Linked DNA regions of Homo sapiens: regions 1, 2, 3 and 4 are each linked to region 5. Evidence: chromatin contacts called from ENCODE Hi-C or POLR2A ChIA-PET data. All regions are on one chromosome and are shown on one strand. The core of a region is the stretch at or near the end of the contact, and the rest is flanking DNA. Distances in the headings are between cores, read along the strand shown.

Region 1 (2,808 bases), core at 17-2,516, 260 kb after region 5:
CAGGCTGACTGGCTGGAAAAGAAAAAAAAAAAACGCGGAGTTCGACGCCGCGCGCAGCACCAAACACTTCCCCAGAAGGGCGCAGCCTGGAGGCGGCCGCGCGCAGGACGCACGCCCAAGGCGCCTGGGCCGCTAGGGACCGACCGGAGCGCTCAAACCCACAGGGTATCTATCAGGCGCGCGTCAGCACGTAAGCAGAGCGCGAGAACGCCCGAGACGGCGGCGCAGCCAATCCCAGAGCAGCGCTCCCCAACGGCCGGCCGGAGGGCGGGGAGAGAGGGGGGCTCGGCCAGAGCCACGCTTCCCATTGGTTGAGACAGCACCGCCCAGCCAAAGCCCCCTTGTCCTCGCGCGGGTGCGCCGCCTGGACTCCCACCCTGGCCAGTCCCGGGCCCACCACCACTCTGGCATCCCCAGCCTGTCCCCGCGGCTCCTCCTCCTTCCCCGGCCCTGTGGCCTGCCTGCTGTCCAGCATTCTTCCCCAGGGCGCTGTGGCGCGGAGGGAGGACTCCCCAAACCCCGGGAACAGAGCCTTGCGGAGGACCCCGGAGGAGGAGGAGGAGGAGGGACGCGGACGGGACTGGGAGATTCGGTCGGGAAGGGGACAGGGCCTAGAGCCCGGGGCTAGAAGGCAGGACACCTGGCTTCGGTCTGGGCTCGGCCTTTGACTACGACGTGACCTTGAGGACGGTTCCTTCCCTTCGTGGGGCCTGGGTCCCCTTCAGTAAGATGCGCCGGCAGGAAACGATGAGTCGTTTCACCTGGGAGCTGCAGGGCCGCGTGTTTAACCCAGGGCCTCCTCCTGCCTGGCACATTATTCCGAATAATAAATGCCAGATCATGCTGCTGGAGACGCCGGCAGAAAAGCCGAGAGGGAGACTCCCTGGGGTCTGGGCGCGATCGGCCATCCTACCCTTACCCCGCTGCGGCCGCAGGGCTCGGCCTGTAGGGCGCGAGCCCCCCTTCCCCACCCGTATCCCGGCTTCGGAGCTAAAGGAACACGTGAGGCCGAACCAAACCGAGTAGAGGGCGCCAGGGAATCCCGCCCGAGCTGCAGAGACGCGGACCCCTCCTCTTACCCAAAACCAAATGGGCAGGGGGCTCCGCTGCAGAGGGCTCGCCGAGGCTCTCGCCTTCACCCGGCGCCGCGCAGGTGCCCGCTCTCCTGCGGGGAGAGCCGAGGGGGGGCGCTGCCGCAGGGTCTTTCTGGAAGCCCCTCCACCAGCACTCCTGCGGCCTGCGGCCTCCGCCACCCGGACGCTTCTACACGCGAAGCGCGCGCTGGGGCTACGCTGGGCGGGGCTCACGGCGGCGTGGCTGTCGGGGGGCCGCCGAGCCGCCTCCTCCGCGCTGGGTGCCCGGCTGGCGCTCCTCCCGCCCAAGGTGCCCTGATCGCTAGGCTCCCGGTGCGGCCGTCTCGCCCCTAAGCCGGGCGCCAGATCCCCCGCCGCCTTCTCGCTCCCCGACCGCTGGGCGGGGGCGAGGGCCAGGGAGATGGAGCCAGGTGCGGAAAGGGTTGCAGCCTCGCGGGCTGAGGCCGGAGGGTGAAGGCGCCGCTCCTTGAAGTGAGGAAAACTCCGGTGAGGAAGAGGCTCTTTCCAGGTCCTGTGCGTGTTGCTGTCTTTAGAGCTCATTAGGGTTGGTTGGTTTTTAAATTTCTTTTGATCAGATGAATTTATTTAAAGGCCGGGGGCGGTGGCTCACGCCTGTAATTCCAGCACTTTGGGAGGCTGAGGCAGGTGGATCACTTGGGGTCAGGAGTTCGAGACCAGCCTGGCCAACATGGTGAAAACCAGTCTCTACTAAAAATACAAAAGTTAGCAGGGCGCGGTGGCGCACGCCTGTAATCCCAGCTACTCGGGAGGCTGAGGCAGGAGAATCGCTTGAACCCAGGAGGCGGAGGTTCCAGTGAGCCGAGATTGCACCATTGCACTCTAGCCTGGGCGACAGAGTGCTCCGTCTCACAAAAACAAAAAAATTAAAGATTTGCTTCTCAGGGTCTTTAAAAATAAATTAAGAATAGCAGTTTCCCAGAGTTTTAATAATAGAACAACGGAGGGCCATCGGCCACAGATAAGGGTTTCCTCCCAACCCCACCCCACTGCGCTATCGCCCTGCGCCAGCACACCTCAGTTTCCAGGATGAGAAACAGGCTGAGGAGAGAAGACACCAGGACACATTAGTGGCGAAGCTACGCGAAAGGAAAATAAACCTTGGGGCCCCCAAATCACTAGGCTAAAGGGGAAAGTCAAGCTGGGAACGGCTTAGGGCCAACCTGCCCCCATTCTACTCAAAATCACCCCCTGCTCACTGAGATAAATGCATATCTGATTCCCCCTTTGGAGAGGCTCATCAGAAACTCGAAAGAATGCGACCATTTGTCTCTCATCTACCTATAACCTGGGGGCTCCCTCCTTGCTTCGAGTTGTCCCACCTTTCCAGACTGAGCCAATGTTCATCTTACATATGTTGATTGATGTCTCATGTCTCCCTAAAATGTATAAAACCGAGCTGTGTCCCAACCACCTTAGGCACATGTCAGGACTTCCTGAGGCCATTTCACTTGCGTGCATTCTTAACTTTGGGAAAATAAACTTCCTAAATTGATCTGGCTCAGATTTTGGGGGTTCACAACTATGTTTAGGTAAAGTACAGAGAAGGAATGAATAGAATGAAGAGAATGAATGAAACTTGCAAATACAGGAAGATGAAAACAGGAGGAGGGAAGTACTGGCATGATGAAGATTTAAAGAAAACTGTAGACCGGGTGCGGTGGCTCACGCCTATAATCCCAGCACTGTAGGAGGC
Region 2 (2,724 bases), core at 1-2,500, 270 kb before region 5:
CACCTTCTGTGTTGAAAGTAAACCCCCTTGTAGAGAGCCTGAGACACCCACATCCTCAGTGGACTTCTGCTTATGCCTCAGGATCTGACCGGGTCAGAGTCCCCGAGAGCTCCCAGGCTAGGGGCCCAGAGGAAGGGGTGCTGGAGCCCCTTGGGGCCGATGACTTTCAGGCCTGAGCTCCTCTGCCATTCACCCTGCCCCAGCCAGCACTGCCAGAGGCCTGTGCAGGAGGGAGGGAAACGCATGACTCCGCCCGAAACCAGGTCACCCTCCCGTGGCAGCCCCACCAGCCCAAGGGCCGAGACTGAAGCTTCCGCCACAGCCCTCCCCTCCCCACTCCTGGCGGAGGCCTGGGAAGTCGAACTGCCCTCCCCTCCGCAGCGCTCCAAGCCCCCCACCACCCAGGCGGGAAACTGCAAAGTTCAGACGGGGCGGGGGTGGCGGTGGCTTCATCGTTTGCATTGATGAGTGCGTCGCCTGCGGCCACAGCGGTGCCACGAACTCCATCCCCTCGGCGGTCGCCGCCCGCGATCCCCGCGAGCCGCTCCCCGAGGTCCCGCCTCCCGTCCCACCATCCCGGGCCCTGACTCCCCGGGGCGCCGACGCGAGGGGACCCGGCCTCCGTCTCCACCTCCATCCCTGCATGTGCCAGAAACCCCCGGGCGGACTCCCGCGCCTGCCGGTCAGTCCCTCTGAATCTTCTCCCGCGGGGGCTCGGGAGAAAGAGCTGCTCCGAGCCCCCAAAGTCTTCCTGAGTTCCTGCGCCCGTCGGGAGGGGCCGCCCTCCGGGAGCTCCTCTCCACACCCCGAGGCCTCCCCACCACGCCTCAGCCCGCGCTTCTCCTTGGAGCGTCGGAAGCCTCGGGTGTTCGAGGCCGCCTCCTCCAAGAAGCCTTCCAGACTTCCCCGTCTGCGCTTCAGTGCTAGTTCCCTCCGCCGTCCTCACTCGACCCCGAGCCCCTGCCTCCCCCGTCTCACTGCCCCGGAGCCGCAGGCTCAGGCACATTTCCAGCCCCGGGACCTGCTCAGCCGGGCCGCGGCGCCCCGGGACCCCCGCCCGCCTTTGGCTCTCACAGCGGGGCCTCACCGGTGCGCAGAGCCAGGAGCAGCCACAGAGCCCCGCTCGGACCCCGCATGGCGCCGTCGGGGCTGGCTGGGGCCGGGCTGGGGCTGGGTCCGGGTCCGAGGAGGTCCGCAGCAGCCGGGCTTCCTCCCTGCTCCCCCTCGCGCTGGCCCGAGCTCCTTAAGTGCGGCCGCGAGTTCCCGGGCGGAATCCACGCCCCTGGGGCGCAGGTCACCTCCCGCCGACCCCGGACCCCGCCCCTGGGCGGCCCCGGCGCGCCCCCTGCTGGAGGCCTCCCGCTCGGGCCCGGGCGCCGCTGCTCGGGGCTCTCGCCTCAGCCTCCTACCCCGCGTTCCAGGGTATCCTCCCCTCCTCGCGCCCTAGAAAGACTCCAGATACCGTGTCTAACTGGAGAGAGAAAAGCTCAGACGTGGAAGGAAGGAGAGGTCAGAATCCCAGAGTCGGGGCTGGAGGGCAGCTGGAGGATGATCTCATTCACGCAGCAGCTCCCTCCCAGCACAGCTGCACAGAGGATCTGGGATACGGGGGAGCCCAGGCCGAGCGCCCTGGCGAGGGGGGAGCCGGGCAGGGGCATCTCGGCCACAGCTGCACAGAGGATCTGGGATACGGGGGAGCCCAGGCCGAGCGCCCTGGCGAGGGGGGAGCCGGGCAGGGGCATCTCGGCCACAGCTGCACAGAGGATCTGGGATACGGGGGAGCCCAGGCCGAGCGCCCTGGCGAGGGGGGAGCCGGGCAGGGGCATCTCGGCCACAGCTGCACAGAGGATCTGGGATACGGGGGAGCCCAGGCCGAGCGCCCTGGCGAGGGGGGAGCCGGGCAGGGGCATCTCGGCCTAGCCGACTGCCTCTCCTCGGGCCTAGAGACGGGAGGTGACTTGCCCGAGTCAGGCATCCAGTCAGTGGCAGAGCCAGCTGATTGGAAGGTGAGAAGAGGACCAGAGAGGAATTGGAGGAAGCGGAAAAGGAGAAACAGGCGGAGAAGGGGAGGAAGAGAGTGAAGAAGGTGAGGGAGGAAAGGGTGGGTTGACCGTATTTCTAGGACAGTGGTTCTCAGTGTGGTCCCTAGGCCAGCAACGTGAGCATCACCCTGGAACTTGCTGGAAATGCAAGTGCTCAGGCCCCACCTCCGACCCACTGGATCGACAGCTCTGGGGGCGGGGCCCACAATCTGTTTTTATTTCGGGGCACAGCAAATGTTGAGAACCACTGTCGCAGGCGGGCAAAAGCGGCACTCCCCATGTGGTTGGGGATGCGGGGAATGAACTGAAGACATTGTTAGTCACCTGCCTCCATTTAGGCCTCACCTTTATGTCATCAGCCCCTCTGAGACTCAGAAATGATGTCTCTCTCTGACATGGGTAAGTACAACAGTGAGAGAGAAGACATCCCTCTGAGTTTGTCTGTCCTTGAGCTTGCTCTGCGCCCTGGGGAAGGAAGGCCTCCCTCCTATGGGGCCATGAAGCTACTGCTTATCACACACTGGATCAGGGGAAGGAACATGGGCTGGGCTTCAGGAGACTCGAGCTCTACTTTTTAAAAACCAGCGACTTACAGACCCTGGGCGAGTTCGTCGCCCTCTCTGGGCTTGTTCCCCACATGTAAAAGGTAGGTCATGATGGCCGTGACGTGCCATACTTTCCG
Region 3 (2,700 bases), core at 90-2,589, 430 kb before region 5:
AAAAATTAGCCAAGCGTGGTGGTGGACGCCTGTAGTCCCAGCTACTCAGGAGGCTGAGGCAGGAGAATGGCGTGAACCCGGGAGGCAGAGCTTGCAGTGAGCCGAGATGGCGCCACTGCACTGCAGCCTGGGCGACAGAGCGACACTCCTCTAAAAAAAAAAAAAAAATCACTGACAAAGAGAAACTGTTAAAAAGAAGTGAGAGGGCCTGGTGTGGTGGTTCACGCCTGTAATTCGAGCACTGTGGGAGGCCCAGGTGGGAGGATCACTTGAGCTCAGGGGTTCAAGACCAGCCTGGGCAACATAGGGAGATGTCATCGCTACAAAAATAATGATAGTAATAGTAATAAAAAATTAGCCGGGCGTGGTGCAGGAGCCTGTGGTCGCAGGTACCCTGGAAGATGAGGTGGGAGGATCGCTTGAGCCCAGGAGGCAGAGGTTACAGCGAGCCTAGGGTGTGCCACGGCACTCCGGCTTGGGCGAGACAGCAAGACCCTGTTTGGAAAAAAAAAAAAAAGAAAAGAAAAAAGAAAAAAAAATCAACAGTAATTGCAGCCATTGCTTAGAACTAAGACTAAACAAAGCTTTTGTTTGGAAAGGAGTACTTTTTCATTAACATTGTTTAGAATTTTCTGACACATGATGATAATTAAAAGCAAACCATCCTGCAGTTGGCTTCGGTATTGTTTTTATCTTCTCCACCATCAATGCATATCCTTACTGCCTACACAGGCTCTCAGCAACGCACTGTTGGTTTTCCATTGCAGTCACCTCCACTTTATTCTTCCAGATCGAGTATGTTCAAAACTGAACTCATCTTCCGCCATAAATCTGCTATTATTATGTTTTTGCCTGTCAGGACATCGGCTTATAATTTTGGAAAGCATTCACAGTTGGGGCGGGTAAGACATAGATAAAGAGGCCAATCACAATACCAGGGGTAAGATCAATAGGAAAACCAGAGAGCGGACGCCTGGGCCAGGCCTCACAACGTCCAGAGCTGGAATGGGTCTTTTGCTTTCGGCGCAGGGGTGACGGGATCAGCGGAGGGTAGGGGTGTACACTAGCTGCGGTCTGATTTAGCCCTTTTAGGTTAAAAGCTGGAGAAGGGGCTGAAGTCTCAAACGCGCTTAGCAGCTCCTGAACGCGGTTCCCATCCCAGCGCGTTCTGAGGGAGGCCGGGGCTAAGGACGCGGTGACGGGCGGGGGCGGGGCGGCCCCGGGTCGGGAGGCGGGGCGGGAGCGCCGGAAGCGGGCGGTGCCAGGCCCAGCCTCGCAGGCGGAAGGGCGCGGAGGAGGTGACGCGATAGGCCAGCGCCGGCGTCGCGGCAGCCGCTTCAGAGGAAGCTCGGCGGCTGTGGCCGCGGCGAACAGGCCGGACGCCTCGTCGCTGGCGGGGCTTCCCTTGGAGCTGACGAAGGCGGGGTCCGCGGTCCAGGCTGCTGCCGCGACGGGGCCGGCGGCGGGGCAGCTGCCAGGAACGAGGGTAGCAGGTAAGCGGGGACGCGGGCAGACGAGTGACGGACTCAGCGATCGCCTGGCGGGGCTGGCTGGGGCCATTCCCGCGCCGGTGCGCCACCTCAGCGCCCGGTCCGGAGGCCTCGAGCCGCCCTCCCCCGCCCGAGCTGGAGGCCGCCGTCCGTCTCGGCCACAGCCTCCCTTTCCGGGGGAGGCGAGCGAGCTCGTCCCGAGGGGCCGCTGCCCTGCGCTCTCGCTCCAGCCGGGCTGTGCGTCGCAGGCACCGGGAAGCTGGCGCCCCCCAGCTCCTCCTGAAGCCGGGAAAGCTCTGAGAGGAGGAGCCGCTGTCACAGGCCTCCAGCTCCGGCCGCCGTGGAAGTCCGGGGTTTTTATTTGCTTAGACCGCTCTGCCTCCTTCCGGCCTTCGTTTCTTTCCTCGCGCTCCCCGGGACCCTTTTCCAGAGAGCCCGGTTGGGCATGAGCGCGGTGGGAGACGTCTTTTCCCTTCGGTCTGCTCTGAGCGGTATCAGCCTCCGCTCTACGCCCTGTGGCCACTCTGTCGGGGTGGAGGGATGCGGAGAGGATGTGGGAGTTTTGGACTTAGAGCGAGAATAGCCGAGGTGAAATCCTACCCTGCTCTCTGGTAGTGTTTTTCATCTCATGCTAGATAGACATTTCGACCTTTTTCACCGCAGGTAAAGTGGGACTTTCTTCTACCAATGTAAATTATAATGTTTGGAGAATTAAATGAAGAAAGCAGACGTTAGTTATGAAATGTTTTGAGAATCTGGTTAAATTTAATTTAAGAATATCCAGGACACTTCATGATAGGTTCCTACTTATGTTTTTTTTTTGCATTTTGCCCGGAATAACTAAGCTTGGTATGGAAAAGGTTGCCTAGAGATGCCAGGCGCTCGTGTGGTCAGAGCCTAACTGCAGTCTCTGTTTTGGGTGGGCAGCATCAGGAAGAAACCAGACTCTCTCCTAGCCATCCACATGTCTCACGCTTATTGATGGCATATTATTGGTATATGAGGGATGGCTTATATCAGTTTTGATCTTTACTCAAGATAGCTTTTTCCCAGTGCATCTTTTCTAGGAGAAAAGCTTGGTATGTAGAGGAGGGTGCTGGGGAGGGGGGCTTCATTTACACCTGGGCTCACAATTTTTTTTTGGAGGGGGGACAGGGTCTCACTCTGACACCCAGCCTGGAGTGCAGTGGCGCGATCTTTTCAGCTCACT
Region 4 (2,700 bases), core at 98-2,597, 490 kb after region 5:
ATAGCTTTCTTTTCTCTGGACTCATAAGTAAGCCCCATCACTCTTAGCCCTTTTTTGTGGGCCTGTCTGGGTTCCATAATTAGATTGTGATCCTCTAGGAAAGGATTGTACCTGACAGCCTCTTCTATTTCCCATAGTAAAACTAGTTGATTAATTGTTGGTAAAATTTACATCATATAGCAGAAATGGCTTCTTCAGTAAAACAGACTGAAGAATATGCTAGAGACTGGCTGCAATATAAGTGAGGTCTAATTGGTTTTAAATGAAGTATTTTCCACTCTTTCATTTCTTGAGTGGTTTCAATTTAGAGCATCTCTTCGGTTCTACCTTTAATTCCCACATTTAGATTACAGTGAGATCATTTTCTGTTCCTCAATTTTGGTTCCAGACCAACATTTTAGATTTTAATACTACTATAATCTTGCTTTATCCAACAATAAAATCTTGCCAAAAGTACAAGTACTATTGAAGATATTTGTTGTATTTTCATTAAGAAAAGCTATTTTATAAAAGGGATGGATGATATAAAATAATACGTTTTTAATGAGAATTTTGAGCCCAATTAGCACGTTTGTTTGTTTGTTTTCTCTCCAGCAACCATAGTAAGTCCACCAAACCTTGATTTAGATCATCTGGTAATACAATGAAGTTGGGAAACGGTTTAGGTCGTATCTCAGAGGGTCCGCTCCTCTCACCATCCAAGTTTCTGCAGCAGCAGTGTTAAGAAAGATTCCTTGCCGGGCGCGGTAGGTCACGCCTGTAATCCCAGCACTTTGGGAGGCAGAGGCGGGCGGATCACTTGAGGTCAGGAGATCGAGACCATCCTGGCCAACATGGTGAAACCCCGTCTCTACTAAAAATACAAAAATTAACCGGGTGTGGTGGTGCGTGCCTGTAGTCCCAGCTACTCGGGAGCCTGAGGCAGGAGAATAGCTTGAACCCAGGAAGCAGAGGTTGCAGTGAGCCGAGATCGCGCCACTGCACTCCAGCCTGGGCGACAGAGCGAGACTCTGTCTCAAAAAAAAAAAATTCTTAATTTAATGCTTAGTCGACTCCTCCACTACTGAGGGAGCAAGGCGGAGAAGTTTTGATGCGGAGCGTTGCCTGAAAGATGTTTTTGTAGAGGCATTTTAGAAATGCCCCTGGGAGGTTAGAGTAGGGGGCTGCTCTGGATTTGTGAGGTCCGTTTTAACTTCCCTTGAAAAGCGCATCATGTGGGCGGGGGCAAGCGCCTGGCTGCGCCGGGGGGCACCACGGTGCTGCCCATCACGGGAACCGTCCGGGGTCGGTCCGTGAGCCCCTTTCTCCGCCCACCCAGCGGTCCGGCCGCGCATGCGCTGAGCTGGCGGGCCCGAGTGTTGTCGGCTGGGAAATGGCGGCCGCGGGCTTGGTCGCTGTGGCAGCGGCTGCCGAGTACTCTGGCACGGTAGCGTCGGGAGGTAACCTCCCTGGTGTTCACTGCGGCCCAAGCTCCGGGGCAGGCCCTGGTTTTGGCCCGGGCTCGTGGAGCCGCTCTCTCGATCGAGCCCTGGAGGAGGCGGCGGTCACTGGGGTGCTGAGCCTGAGCGGCCGGAAACTGAGGGAGTTTCCCCGGGGAGCGGCCAACCACGACCTGACGGACACCACCCGGGCGGGTGAGCGGGGCGGGGGGCGTCTCTGCCCGTCGGAGACCCGGCGCCGGGAGCCGCCCCGGCCGGGGGAGGCGGATGCGGGGGAGTTACAGCAGCTCGTCCCGTAGGCGCCGGGTCCGGACCCGGGTAACGGGGAGAAGCCGACGGCGCCAGCCCTCCGGGCCTGCGCCAGACCCAGAGCCTGGGGAGAGGCGGCGGGCGGCGGCATCTCTCGGGGAAGGGGGCCGGAGTGATTGATGGATGATTTTTTAGGCTTTCTGAGGAAAATCAGTTTCTGCCACGGCGGAGGTAGACCCTTGCCCCGCCCCGGTTTCTGCAGGCCCTTTCGGATTTGGGGTGCCGAATGGACCTGCTAAGACGGGAACGTTAGCGCGAGCTCTTCACAGATCAGAGTAGCAGGGGTGTCTGGACGAGCTGCATTGTCAGGAAGGGTCGGTCTCAGCCCTGGAGTTTTTTCGAAAGAAGTGTTGGGGAGCGTGTGTTTAAAGTGGACCCGAAAGAAGTGTTGGGGTGTGTGTGTGTTTAAAGTGAACCCGAGAGAAGTGTTGGGGTGTGTGTGTGTTTAAAGTGAACCCCAAAGAAGTGCTGGGGTGTGTGTGAAGTGAACCCGAACGCTGGAACGTCTTTCTTCGCCTCCATCTAGTTGACTTACAAAATAAATACGCTTGTAAAAATAACTAGAGCCCACTTTCCGACTCCCATTAGTTTCCTCTTCCACTCCTCATGTCCTCCAAAAAAAAGTTGAAGCAAACTACTTAGAAAAGATAGTCTAACATATTTGTACTTGCTATTCCTTTTTAAAGCATTACTTCGTGTTATGTATGTTTTCGAACACAGGAAAGAGAATAAGAAAGTAGGTATTATTTGGCTTTCTTAGTTGTGGCGAACAGTGTCTGGTGCCCGAGTTGTTCATCATCATGTTTGCAGTGCCGTCATCACTGCTCACTGCAGCCTCGACCTCCCGGGCTCAGGTGATCCTCCCACCTCAGCCTCCTGAGTAGCTGGGACTACAGGCAGCCGCCACCACGCCCAGCTAATTTTATATATATATATATATATATATATATAA
Region 5 (2,700 bases), core at 161-2,660:
CATTTTTCTCCAGAATCAGGAAGAGGGCACACACCTTTAAAACACACAACGGAAAGGAAAAAGGATAGAATCATGTTAAACTAGCATTTTCCCCTATCGAAATAGAAAACCCTCGCAGCCTATTTGAAAACCCCACGTTCCAAAGTTTTACCAAGTCAAAGAAAGAGTCTCAAAACGCAGCAGTTGTCTGTCAACGTGGAAAGCTTTTCCTTGGAGTGGGTACCCCTCCAAATTAAGAACAGACAGAAGTCGGCTTCCAAACTCTCCTCGAAAGCGTCCCCTCCCCAAAGAGCCTAGACCTGAGGCCGCCTCTTCCCCCGCACAAGTATCCACACTCCCCACCTGCTACTGGGTACGGGCGGGTGAAGCGCTCCGACCCTTGGCCCCTGAGCCAGCAGCGGCCGCAGAGCGCTGAGAGGGGACCAGCGGGACTGGCCGCCCGCCCTGCTCGGGCCCCCTCCTCTCGCTTGCCTTTCTCCTTGCTCGCTGCCTCCGGGCTGCTCCAGCGGGGGCCGGACAGGGCAGCGGCCGCTCTCCGCGACGCCCTCGCGCCCCGCATGCACACCTCCGCGGGCCCCCACACCTGCGGCGCCGCCACAAAGTTCCGGTGAGCGGCGTGCGCTCGGAACTGGGGTGCGCCCCGGCCAGACTCGGAGCAGCTCCCCAGCCCGGCCCCGCTCCACGTACCCCCGCCCCGCCCGGGGCCCGCGGAGCCGAGCGGAGGGGGCGAAGGGACGGGGGAGGAGCTCCCCTGGGCCGCCGCACCCCCGCGGCCTCGTCCTCCTTCTCGGCCGCGCCGCCTCCTCGCTCGCCGCGGCCCCCCGGCCCGCTCGCCCAGTTGCTGCCGCACGCCCCACCCCCGGAACCTCGCCTCCTTCCGCGCCCCCAACCGCTCTCCCCCGAAACTTTCCGCCAAGATGGCGGCCCCCGAGCTGGCCTGCCGCGCTCCCACGTGACCGCTTTCCCGGCGCTCTCAGCCAATGGGAAGTGAGGAGGCGGCTCGCGCCGAGCCCCGGGCTCCCCGCGCTGCTACCTTCGGGTTGGAAGGGGGAGGCGGGTCGGGGGAGGGCAGGGGAACGGAAGGGGTACCCGGGGAGCATCCTAAGGGAACCTCTTCGCTTAAAAGGGCGGCCGCTGAAGTGGCTCTGAGAACAAAGGAGTTAACACTCGGACTCCACAGGTGGCCCGGGGTGGCCCTGGAGGAGCCCGCCTTTACCTTGCCCTAGCCCACCGGCGCGTCCCGCAGTTCCGAACTAAACGCGCCAGGCCGGGAAGGCTCGGGCTGTCTGAAGAGAGGCGTGACCTCGCCTACACCAGATCCAAGGCGCACATACCGAGACACCCCTCAACCTCACTCAGCAGTGCCGTTTCCAACTCCGCGGCAGAGACAGCGCCTGGCGACCCCGGGGGTAGATCCCCACCGGGGAAAAGCCGCCTTAAGGAGGAGCCAACTGCACCTCCCAGGGGGCGGGGAGGGCGGGGCCTGGGAGAGGGAGAGGGAGGAGTTCGGGGAGGGGTGCCAACTCTGCATTGCCTTCCACTCCAGGCTGATTGTTAAGTTACTCTTCGTCCCTTAGTAATAGGCTTGGGGGGAGGGGTTTCATTACAGAAGGACATATGAAATAGAGACACTGGTTAACTTGGCAAGAGTTTGAGGGTTATAGTACAAGATTTTTAAGCCTAACTGATTAATTCCGAGTATGGTATACTTAAGGGTGGGCAGAGAAGGTTTGTTCATTCATTCGCTCATTCATTCATTCATTCATTTCCCTCAAGCCTGCGTCCCCGCCCGGTCAGCATCGCAGGTGTTACCCAAACTCTGACGGTCCCTTTAAGAACTCACCCGGAGTCGCGCCCTCCGAAGCTGAGCCGCCCTCGGCCAGCGCTGCAGGTTTGTTTCGTGCGCACCTCCGGGCGGAATTACCGGCCGGCTGGGACCCCGCTCCCGGTCTGAGCCACCCAGGTTATAGAAGGGGAATCTCGGGAAGCTTTCCAAGTCACTGCCCACGTCTTCGAACTTCCTCGGGGTGACGAGGACCTCCCTATTAGGAGGTCCAGAGAGAATTTGCCCAAAGTTACCCCGAGTGAGTGACAGAACTGGAAACCCGGAGATCCTGTCTTTCAAAACCGGAAGGCTCTTCCCAGTAAACCTGACGGCCTCTGACTGAGGCCGTATCCATTGGCTACCAAAGGGAAGGCCGAGGAACCTCGTATTGTAACCTTAACAGCTACTCAGAGGTATACTGACCACTGGTTTTACTTTTGGATTGCACCTTAGAATCCTAACTTACTGTAAGGACCCACCGACTTTAGAACCTATCTAGGACAAGGAACCGAGGTCCGGAAAAAGGGAAGCAACTTGTCCAAGGACATAGACGCTAATCAGTAACAGAGCAGCCGAGAACTCAGGTCTCCTAGCTCTAGTCCAGGGCTCTTTCTCTTGTGATTTTGGACAACTTGACAGAGAGGTATGTTGGTATGTTGGCAGCAGACCTCTGTGCTTTCCCGGATCAAGCATCCTGGGATCTTGAACAACAGTTAAAGCAACATTGCATAGAGAAAATGGGATAGAAGGGTCAAACGGTGCTGAAGGCAGAGGTGTCCTAACAGCCGGGAACTTAACAGAGGGACGGAATTTATTTAGTAGTGAAAGTGGCTCATGACAGGCATCATACTCTCAAGACTTCGCTGATGGACTGT

Evidence for each region. A loop is a pair of places that touch in the nucleus more often than their neighbours do. ChIA-PET counts read pairs that join two places held with the same protein, here RNA polymerase II (POLR2A). Pooled maps may share reads with other maps.
Region 1: a loop to region 5 is called in a map of CD8-positive, alpha-beta T cell, with 32 times the contacts of the local background. The contact joins the promoter of BDH1 here to the promoter of DLG1 in region 5. A Hi-C loop is called at or near these places in 9 of 168 maps with a recorded cell type or tissue (B cell, CD4-positive, alpha-beta T cell, CD4-positive, alpha-beta memory T cell and 5 more), 17 of 37 single-sample maps with no recorded cell type and 21 of 50 pooled maps. POLR2A ChIA-PET finds 5 or more read pairs at or near these places in 4 of 52 experiments (AG04449, Caco-2, activated CD4-positive, alpha-beta T cell and 1 more).
Region 2: a loop to region 5 is called in a map with no recorded cell type, with 13 times the contacts of the local background. The contact joins the promoter of MELTF here to the promoter of DLG1 in region 5. A Hi-C loop is called at or near these places in 3 of 37 single-sample maps with no recorded cell type and 6 of 50 pooled maps. POLR2A ChIA-PET finds 5 or more read pairs at or near these places in 2 of 52 experiments (HepG2 and PC-9).
Region 3: a map of naive thymus-derived CD4-positive, alpha-beta T cell shows a loop between it and region 5 (3-fold over the local background). The contact joins the promoter of SENP5 here to the promoter of DLG1 in region 5. A Hi-C loop is called at or near these places in 1 of 168 maps with a recorded cell type or tissue (naive thymus-derived CD4-positive, alpha-beta T cell), 1 of 37 single-sample maps with no recorded cell type and 9 of 50 pooled maps. POLR2A ChIA-PET finds 5 or more read pairs at or near these places in 4 of 52 experiments (A673, CD4-positive, alpha-beta T cell, K562 and 1 more).
Region 4: a pooled map shows a loop between it and region 5 (5-fold over the local background). The contact joins the promoter of LRCH3 here to the promoter of DLG1 in region 5. A Hi-C loop is called at or near these places in 1 of 37 single-sample maps with no recorded cell type and 8 of 50 pooled maps. POLR2A ChIA-PET finds 5 or more read pairs at or near these places in 2 of 52 experiments (activated CD4-positive, alpha-beta T cell and activated T-cell).

Annotation. Positions count from the first base shown.
Region 1 is chr3:197,554,702-197,557,509 of GRCh38, forward strand. BDH1 (3-hydroxybutyrate dehydrogenase 1) reads right to left here and starts at 1,267. Exons shown (of 8, transcript NM_203314.3): 1 at 1,080-1,267; 2 at 1-12.
Region 2 is chr3:197,028,567-197,031,290 of GRCh38, forward strand. It overlaps MELTF (melanotransferrin), which reads right to left and starts at 1,251. Exons shown (of 16, transcript NM_005929.6): 1 at 1,088-1,251. The coding sequence starts at 1,136. RefSeq lists silencers at 514-693, 884-933, 984-1,473 and enhancers at 1,007-1,643, 1,644-2,280, 2,668-2,724.
Region 3 is chr3:196,866,581-196,869,280 of GRCh38, forward strand. It overlaps SENP5 (SUMO specific peptidase 5), which reads left to right and starts at 1,340. Exons shown (of 10, transcript NM_152699.5): 1 at 1,340-1,493. RefSeq lists a silencer at 1,117-1,696 and an enhancer at 2,348-2,700.
Region 4 is chr3:197,789,907-197,792,606 of GRCh38, forward strand. It overlaps LRCH3 (leucine rich repeats and calponin homology domain containing 3), which reads left to right and starts at 1,348. Exons shown (of 21, transcript NM_001365715.1): 1 at 1,348-1,634. The coding sequence starts at 1,373. RefSeq lists enhancers at 1,008-1,722, 1,336-1,535 and a silencer at 1,576-1,845.
Region 5 is chr3:197,297,202-197,299,901 of GRCh38, forward strand. It overlaps DLG1 (discs large MAGUK scaffold protein 1), which reads right to left and starts at 1,411. Exons shown (of 25, transcript NM_001366207.1): 1 at 1,335-1,411; 2 at 1-34. The coding sequence starts at 3. It overlaps DLG1-AS1 (DLG1 antisense RNA 1), which reads left to right and starts at 1,046. Exons shown (of 3, transcript NR_038289.1): 1 at 1,046-1,409; 2 at 1,777-1,891. RefSeq lists silencers at 338-967, 1,458-1,587.